Linked DNA regions of Homo sapiens: region 1 is linked to region 2. Evidence: read pairs that join two places in POLR2A ChIA-PET (ENCODE). Cell type or tissue: GM12878. All regions are shown on one strand. Each heading gives the region's core, and the rest is flanking DNA. Links, peaks and the distances in the headings are about the cores only.

Evidence for each region. Peaks named below come from ENCODE experiments on the same cell type or tissue, not always from the same donor. Only the 100,000 strongest peaks of a DNase experiment are listed, where the experiment ranks them.
Region 1: POLR2A ChIA-PET joins it to region 2 with 9 read pairs; 3 of 35 experiments call an interaction of 5 or more read pairs at or near these places.

What each region holds. Positions count from the first base shown.
Region 1 is chr5:179,710,777-179,715,166 of GRCh38, reverse strand. All of the region lies in intron 7 of CANX (calnexin), which reads right to left. Among named protein-coding and RNA genes, the nearest start is that of CANX, 14 kb to the right of the region's middle. In GM12878, for the core only: no CTCF peak of the experiment used is centred there; no DNase peak of the experiment used is centred there.
Region 2 is chr5:179,850,871-179,855,260 of GRCh38, reverse strand. MRNIP (MRN complex interacting protein) reads left to right here. Exons shown (of 7, transcript NM_016175.4): 2 at 1,824-1,883. Among named protein-coding and RNA genes, the nearest start is that of MRNIP, 5.8 kb to the left of the region's middle. RefSeq lists an enhancer at 2,867-2,916 and a silencer at 3,459-3,618. In GM12878, for the core only: no CTCF peak of the experiment used is centred there; DNase peaks (open chromatin) are centred at 2,160, 2,513 and 2,676; H3K4me3 peaks cover 1,239 bases; H3K27ac peaks cover 1,426 bases.

The DNA of each region.
Region 1 (4,390 bases), core at 130-4,129, 140 kb after region 2:
GAGTTACAGCACATCCAAACAAGGAATCCTATGCTGCTGTGTCAGTGATAATGAAAATGAATATTTCTGTGAGGAAGAACTTCACACTCTTTTGTTGTTAAGAAACGGGTGTGGTGGCTCATGCCTGTAATCCCAGCACTTTGGGAGGCTAACGCAGGTGGATCACTTGAGGCCAGGAGTTCGAGACCAGCCTGGCCAACATGGTGAAACCCTGTCTCTACTAAAAATACAAAAACTAGGTGGGCATGTTGGTGCACACCTGTAAACCCAACTACTTGGGAGGCTAAGGCACAAGAATCGCTTGAACCTGGGAGGTGGAGATTGCAGTGTTTCTGTCTCAAATAAAAAAGGGCCGGGCGCAGTGGCTCACGCCTGTAATCCCAGCACTTTGGGAGGCCGAGACGGGCGAATCACGAGGTCAGGAGATCGAGACCATCCTGGCTAACACGGTGAAACCCCGTCTCTACCAAAAATACAAAAAATTAGCCCAGCGTGGTGGTGGGCACCTGTAGTCCCAGCTACTCGGGAGGCTGAGGCAGGAGAATGGCGTGAACCCGGGAGGCGGAGTTTGCACTGAGCGGAGATCGCACCACTGCACTCCAGTCTGGGAGACAGAGCGAGACTCCGTCTCAAAAAAAAAAATAAAAATAAATAAAAAAATAAAAAAGTTAGATATAGCATGTAAAGTTGTATATGTGTATATACACATATTGACAAATATATATCACAATGCTGATGTTTAAGATAATTTTAAGTGACTTCTTTGTGTATGTTTTTATTGACATATCGTACTTGTACATATTTTCGGGGTACGTGTGATATTTTGATACATGTATATAATGTGTAATGACCAAATCACAGTCATTGGACGGGCCCAGTGGCTCATGCCTATAATCCCAGCACTCTGGGAGGCTGAGGCAGGCCCATCATTTGAGGTTGGGAGTTCGAGACCAGCCTGACCAACATGGTGAAACCCCAACTCTACTAAACATACAAAAAAATTGGCCGGGCATGGTGGCGCATGCCTATAGTCCCAACTATTCAGGAGGCTGAGGCAGGAGAATCGCTTGAACCCGGGAGGCAGAAGTTGCAGTGAGCTGAGATCAGGCCACTGCACTCCAGCCTGGGCAACAGAGAGAGACTCCCATCTCAAAAAAACAAAAAGAACAAAACAAAACAAAACAAAACAAACAAATCACAGTAATTGAAATATCTGTAACCTTAAACATTTACCTTTTCTTTCTATTTTATAGAGACAGAGTCTCATTCTGTGACCCACGCTGGAGTGCAGTGGCCCAATCATAGCTCACTGCAATCTCGAATCCTGGACTCAAGGGATCCTTTTATACCACAGCCTCCCGAGCACCTGGGACTAGAGGTACATGCTACCAAGCCTGAATAATTATTTTTTTGTAGGAACAAGGTCTCACTATGCTGCCCGGGCTGGTCTAGAACTCCTGGCCTCAAGTGATCCTCCCACCTCAGCCTCCCAAAAGCGCAGGGATTATAGGCCTGAGCCACTGCACCTGGCTCCATTTACTTTTTCTTTGTATTGGGAACAGTACAATTCTCTTCCAGCTCTTCTGAAATACACCATAAATTGTTCTAACTATAATTTCCCTACTGTACTATCAAATATTAGAATTTATTCCTTCTACCTTATTTCTGTACCAATTAACCAACTTGTCTTCAACCCCTCTCCCTCGCTTTAAGTGTTTTCTTTTTGCTTACTTATGGCTTCTGAATTTCTATACCTTAAATATGTATTACTTTTGGAAATAACAAAAAAAGGTTAAGCTGGGCTCAGTGGCTCACGCCTGTAATCCTAGCACTTTGGGAGGCCGAGGTGGGCGGATCAACAGATGGCCAAGAGTTTGAGATCAGCCTGGCCAACAAGGCTCTACTAAAAATACAAAAATTAGTTGGACATGGTGGTGTGTGCCTGTAATCCCAGCTACTGGGGAGGCTGAGACGGGAGAATCACTGGAACCTGGGAAGCGGAGGCTGCAGTGAGCCAAGATGGCGCCACTGCACTCCAGCCTGGATGACAAAGCAAGACTCCGTCACAAAAAAAAGAAAAAAAGGTTGTTATATTCTAGGCTGGGTACAGTGACTCACACCTGTAATCCCAGCACTTTCAGGAGCTGAGGCGGGCAGATCACTTGAGGTCAGGAGTTCGAGACCAGCCTGGCCAACATGGTGAAACCCGGTCTCTACTAAAAACAGAAAAATTAGCTGGAAAAAAAAAAAAATAATAATAATAAAAAAAAGAAAAATTAGCTGGGCATGGTGGCACAAGCCTGTAATCCCAGCTACTCAGGAGGCTGTGGCAAGAGAATCGCTTGAACCCGGGAGGCAGACGTCACAGTAGGCCAAGATCACGCCACTGCACGCCCACCTGGGTGACAGAGCAATACTCCGCCTCAAAAAAATTAAAAAGGTAGTCCAGGCGCGGTGGCTCACGCCTATAACCCAGCAGTTTGGGAGGCTGAGGCGGGCAGATCACCTGACGTCGGGAGTTTGAGACCAGCCTGACCAACATGGAGAAAACCCATCTCTACTAAAAAAAAAAAAAAAAAAATTAGCCAGGCGTGGTGGCACATGCCTGTAATCCCAGCTACTTGGGAGGCCAAGGCAGGAGAATCGCTTGAATGCAAGAGGCAGAGGTTGTGGTGAGCCAAGATCACACAATTGCACTCCAGCCTGGGGAACAAGAGTGAAACTCCATCTCAAAAAAAAAAAAGGTTATTATATTCTTCAGAAAGAGGCATGCCTATTTATGATCTCAAACTAGCAGGAAAAGCTTCAATAAACAAACAAACCAAAAAAAACCCTGTATCAAAATGATTCAACTCAATTGTCAATTGTCCAGGTATTGGAGCATCCAAATAAGTTCAACTACAAGATACTTCTGAAAAACTATTTTTATTGGATTTATGTATAATTATAAATATAACTTATTCTATTATTCAACATTTCTCAACAACAACAACAAAAAAAAGGAAGAAATTAGATCAGCAAAGCTCTTTGTAGAAAAAAAAAAAAAAAACACCTTTTTTTTTGGAGTGGGGGACGGAGTCTCACTGTGTTGCCCAGGCTGGAGTGCAATGGCATGACCTTGGCTCACCGTGACCTCCGCCTCCCGGGTTCAAGTGATTCTCCTGCCTCAGCCTCCTGAGTATCTGAGATTATAGGCGCCCACCACCCCACCCGGCTAATTTTTGTATTTTCAGTAGAGATGACGTTTCACCATGTTGGCCAGGCTGGTCTTGAACACCTGACCTCAAGTGATCTGCTCGCCTCAGCCTCCCATCGTGCTGGGATTACAGGCATGAGCCACCATGTCCAGCAAAAAATACCAATTTTTTTTTTTTTTTTTTTGAGACAGAGTCTTCCTGTCGCCCAGGCTGGAGTGCAGTGTCACAATCTGGCTCACTGCAACCTCCGCTTCCAGGGTTCAAGCAATTCTCCTGCCTCAGCCTCCTGAGTAGCTGGGATTACAGGCACCCTCCACCATGCCCGGCTAATTTTTGTATTTTTAGTAGAGATGGGGCTTCACCATGTTGGCCAGGCTGGTCTTAAACTCCTGACCTCAGGTGATCCGCCCACCTCGGCCACCCAAAGTGCTGGGATTATAGGCACGAGCCACCATGCCTGGCCAAAAACACCTATTCTATTCTTAAAATTATCTCGAACCTCAGTTCCTGTGGAAAAGAAGTTTTTTGGGTTTTTTGTTTTGTTTTTTGAGACAGCATCTCACTTTGTCACCCAGGCTACAGTGCAGTGGCAAGATCATGGCTCACTACAGTCTCGACTTCCTGGGCTCAAGCAATCCTCATACCTCAGCCTCCTGAGTAGCTGAAACTACAGGCACATGCCACTATACTCAGTTAATTCTTAAGATTTTGTAGAGACAGGGTCTGACTATGTTGTCAGGCTGGTTTGGAACTCCTGGACTCAAGCAATCCATCCGATTCAGCCTCCCGAAGTGTTAGGATTACAGGTGTGGGCCACCATACGTGGCCAAGAAGCTTCTTTTAATGCTGACAAATTAAGGTCATTTCCCAACTAAGATACTAAAGTGAAGAGATTCTTTTCTTTCGTGGAGGGGGTACAGAATCTTCCTCTGCCACCCAGGCTGGAGTGCAGTGATACAATCTTGACTCAACTGCAACCTCTGCCTCCTGGGTTAACGTAATTCTGCTGCCTCAGCCTCCCGAGTAGCTAGGATTACACCAGCTACTCAACACCACGCCCAGCTAATTTTTGTATTTTTAGTAGAGACGGGGTTTTACCATGTTGGCCATGCTAGTCTCGAATGCCTGATCTCAAGTGATCCGCCCGCCTCAGCCTCCCAAAGTGCTGGGATTACACGCATGAGCAACCATAC
Region 2 (4,390 bases), core at 295-4,294:
AGGCAGGAGAATCTCTTGAACCTGGGAGGTGGAGGTTGCACTAAGCCGAGATCTCACCATTGCACTCCAGCCTGGGCAATAAGAGCGAAACTCCGTCTCAAAAAAATTAAAATTAAAATTAAAATTAAAAAATTGGCTTTTCTTTGGGAGGCCGAGGTCTGCAGATCATTTGAGGTCAGGAGTTATTTCAGGTATTATAATTATGTCTATAAATAATGATAGGGTTTTCCGCTCCTTTATAATTTTTATACATCTTACAACTTTCTTCTAATTCCATTGGCTAGTACATCCAGAAAAAAATGGTAAATAATAGCGGGCAACCCTGGCTTGTTCTTGACTTCCATGTGGAATGCTGGTAAAGATTCTCCAGCATTAGAGTGGGTTTTAGGCATTTTATATGTTAAGAGAGAACACATCTAGTCAGGTTTAACAAGAATTGAAAATAAATGTTACGGAATTTTTTTTAGACCCAAGTTTAACAAGAATTTAAATATTATGGAATTTTTTTTACAGCTTCAATTTGAGTCTTACGGAGTGTTTTTGTTTTGTTTGGATTTGGTTTTGCGAGACAGGAATATTATGGAATTTTTTTTTACAGCTTCAATTTGGGTCTTTCAGAGTGGTTTTGTTTTGTTTGGATTTGGTTTTGTGAGACAGCCTCTTGCCATGCTACCCGGGCTGGCCTCAAACTCCTGGGCTCGAGTAGTCTTGGCCTCCCTCGTCGCTGAGACTACAGGCTCAAGCCACTGTGCCCAGCCCAATTTGATTGTGTTTCATACAGATAGCCAGTTTTCCCAGCACCAACCCGGACTTGTTAAATAGTCTGTTCTTTTCTCACTTTTAAAGTACCACCTTTATGATTATGATACGCTAAATGTTTACACATGCTTTGGTTTGTTTCTGGACTCCTTCCATCAGTTTTTAAAATTATTTCAGGCCAGATCCAGCCCTGGTGGCTCACGCCTGTAATCCCAGCACTTTGGGAGGCCGAGGCGGGTGGATCACCAGGTCAGGAGATCGAGACCATCCTGGCCAACACGGTGAAACCCCGTCTCTACTAAAAATACAAAAAATTAGCCAGGCGTGGTGGCGGGCACCTGTAGTCCCAGCTACTCGGGAGGCTGACACAGGAGAATGGCGTGAACCCGGGAGGGGGAGCTTGCAGTGAGCCGAGATTGCGCCGCTGCACTCCAGCCTGGGCAGCAGAGCCAGACTCTGTCTCAAAAAAAAAAAAAAAAAAATTATTTCAGGCCAGGCATGGTGGCTCACACCTGTAATCCCAGCACTGTGGGAGGCCAAGGCAGGTGGATCACTTGAGGTCAGGAGTTTGAGAACAGCCTGGTCAACATGGTGAAACCCCATCTCTACTAAAATACAAAAATTAGCTGGGCGTGGTGGTACACACCTGTAATCCCAGCTACTTGGGATTTAAAAAAAAAAAATTTCAGATCCAATTCCATTTGTTTTTTGTTTGTTTGTTTGTTTTTTTGAGATGGAGTCTCACCCTGTCGTGTAGGCTGGAGTGCAGTGGTGCAATCTTGGCTCACTGCAACCTCCACCTCCCAGGTTTAAGCGATTCTCCTGTCTCAGCCTCCTGAGTAGCTGGGATTACAGGTGCCCGCCACCATGCCTGGCTAATTTTTGTATTTTTAGTAGAGACTGGGTTTCACCATATTGGTCAGGCTGGTCTCGAACTCCTGACCTTGTGATCTGCCCGCCTCGGCCTCCCAAAGGGGGATTACAGGCATGAGCCACCGAGTCCAGCCCAATTCCATTTTGTTTTAAATAATTATCTGAGTTGTATTTCTGAAATTTCATTGCAGGTAAAAAAGAGTGTCAAGTGGACATGCAAAGCTTGTGGAGAGAAGCAGTCCTTTTTGCAGGTGAGTCCTACAAAACAGAAAGCAAGTGGGGCGCAGGCCTGCAGCGAGCCCTTCCAGGGAGTCCCAGCATGCCACAGCTGGGATCATCCTCTCTCAAACAGAGTTCCCCAGACACGGAGCTCCTGCTTCCGAGCTTCCTGTTCCTTCAGGAAGTGAAATGGATGGAGCAGAATCTGGAAAGGTACTGCCATTTGATTCTTCATTCAGCAAGTATTTCTTGAGTACTTTCTGTGTGCCAAGCACAAGGGGAACAGTGGAAAGTAAGCCCATTGTCATTCTTGCCCTCACAGATGCACTTGTGTGGAAGGGGAAGAGAAACTAATGCACACATGCATCTGCATAATTTAAAACTCGGCTGAGCACAAGGAAAGGAAAGCACTGGGGACTGTGAGAAGATGACAGAGGAATCAGGGCAGCCGGGGAAGGGCAGAGGCCGTTGGTGGAGGTGGAGGTGTGGGATAGTGGGCTCAGGAAGTGGAGGCAGGCAGGGGCAGGCTGTAAATGCTCTCATCCAGCTGTTTGCAGCTGGCATTCAGTACGTCTTTTCAGTCCATCCGTATTGCCCCTCCTGAACTCTAGGACCCCAAACTGTCCTGCATCCTTTGCCTTACTGAACTTGCTCTTTTCCTGCTCCAGCCCCAGTGCCACCTCTCCCTTCACCTCTCATCTTTCCTCTCCTTCTACAGCCATGTGCTTTCTTTCTGACCTTAAACCCAAATTTGCTCCCTCTTCAGGCCTTTGTGCTCACTGTGGAGTTCCCCTCCCTCTTCTCAGTATCCTATGGAAGTTACATAGTCATGTGTTTATGCACGGATTGTCCATCTAAGGCTGTAAGTTCCGTGAGAACAGAGGCTTTTTATTTGCTGGTGTATCCGCAGCACCTAGCACAGTGCTCGGTGTTTGTGGAGTGAGTAAGGAACTGGCCCAACCTTGTTGGGCATTTAGGTTGATTTCCCTTTTGACTGTTATGCACAACTCTACCGTGAAGCTTTTCACAAAAACCTCTTTATCCACGTGACCAGCTGTTTACTGTTTACTTAGGACAAAGTCCTAAAAGTTAAATTGCTGTTTTTTGGGGTTTTTTTTTTTTTTGACATGGAGTCTCTCTCTGTCATGCAGGCTGGAGTGCAGTGGCGCAATCTCGGCTCACTGCAACCTTCGCCTCCCGGGTTTAAGCAGTTTTCCTGCCTCAGCCTCCTGAGTATCTGGGACTACAGATGCATGCCACCACACCCAGCTAATTTGTTTTTTGTATGTTTAATAGAGACGGGGTTTCACCATGTTGGCCAGGCTGGTCTTGAACTCCTGACCTCAAATGATCCACCTGCCTCCGTAGACAAAAACATTTCATAATGTTGGTGAGTGCCTTCACCTGATATTTTTTATTTTTTTATTTTTTTTTAGACGGAGTCTCGCTCTGTCACTCAGGCTGGAGTGCAGTGGTGCGATCTCGCTCACTGCAAGCTCCGCCCCCTGGGTTTACGCCATTCTCCTGCCTCAGCCTCCTGAGTAGCTGGGACCACAGGCTCCCACCACCACGCCCGGCTAATATTTTGTATTTTTAGTAGAGATGGGGTTTCACCATGTTAGCCAGGATGGTGTCAATCTCCTGACCTCGTGATCTGCCCACCTTGGCCTCCCAAAGTGCTGGGGTTACAGGCGTGAGCCACCGTGCCTGGCTGATATTTTTTTTAAAAAAGGGAAAAAAAACACTTCAGAATGGGTTCAGCAAAGTTAAAAAATAAATAAATAAATAAATAAAGTGCTGGCAAGGTAATGAGATCTCTTAGGGAATCCAAGGGCAGAACTTCATCCCCGGTCCCTTGAAAAACTAGCCCCAAGAACTGAAAAGCTGCCAACAAGCCAGACATCAGCTTTTCCTGCCCATCACCCAGCTTCTCCCTATATCTTTACTCTATTTTCTCCTCTCCTTCCCTTTCTGTTTCTCCCCAGACTGTTCAGTCAGATTCTCTGCTCCAAGTCCATAGAATCTCATTCCAAGCCAACTGGAAGAGCTGAGTCTCAATTATAAATTCCTAGGAGAAGCAACCTGGTTGGCCCAGGCTGACTCGGATGCCCACCTCTGGTCCAGTCAACTGGGATTGGGTCTCAGAAGAGAGGGGCTGGCTTACCAGGTAGGCAGACACCCCACATGGTGAGCATGGCTTGTTTGAGATGTATATATTTCTACATTCTCCTTGAGGAAGCCTTCTTACTCCCCTCAATGCCTCTGTGCTGTGTGTGGTATGTGGTGTATGGCTGACTAGGCCACAGTAACAAACACACCAAAATTGTGGTGGCTTAATACAATAGACGTTTCTCTTGCTCTCATAACAGTCCTGGGAAGATGATAAGGTCAGCAGGGCGCTGCCCTTGATGTGGTTGCTCAGGGATCCAAGCTCCTGCCATCTTGAGCTGCTTCTATTCCCTGAGGCTCATCTGTAGCTGCTTCTAGCCACTGTGCTTCTAGCCACTGAGAAGGGCAGGTGCTTGGAGGAGCTACCGAG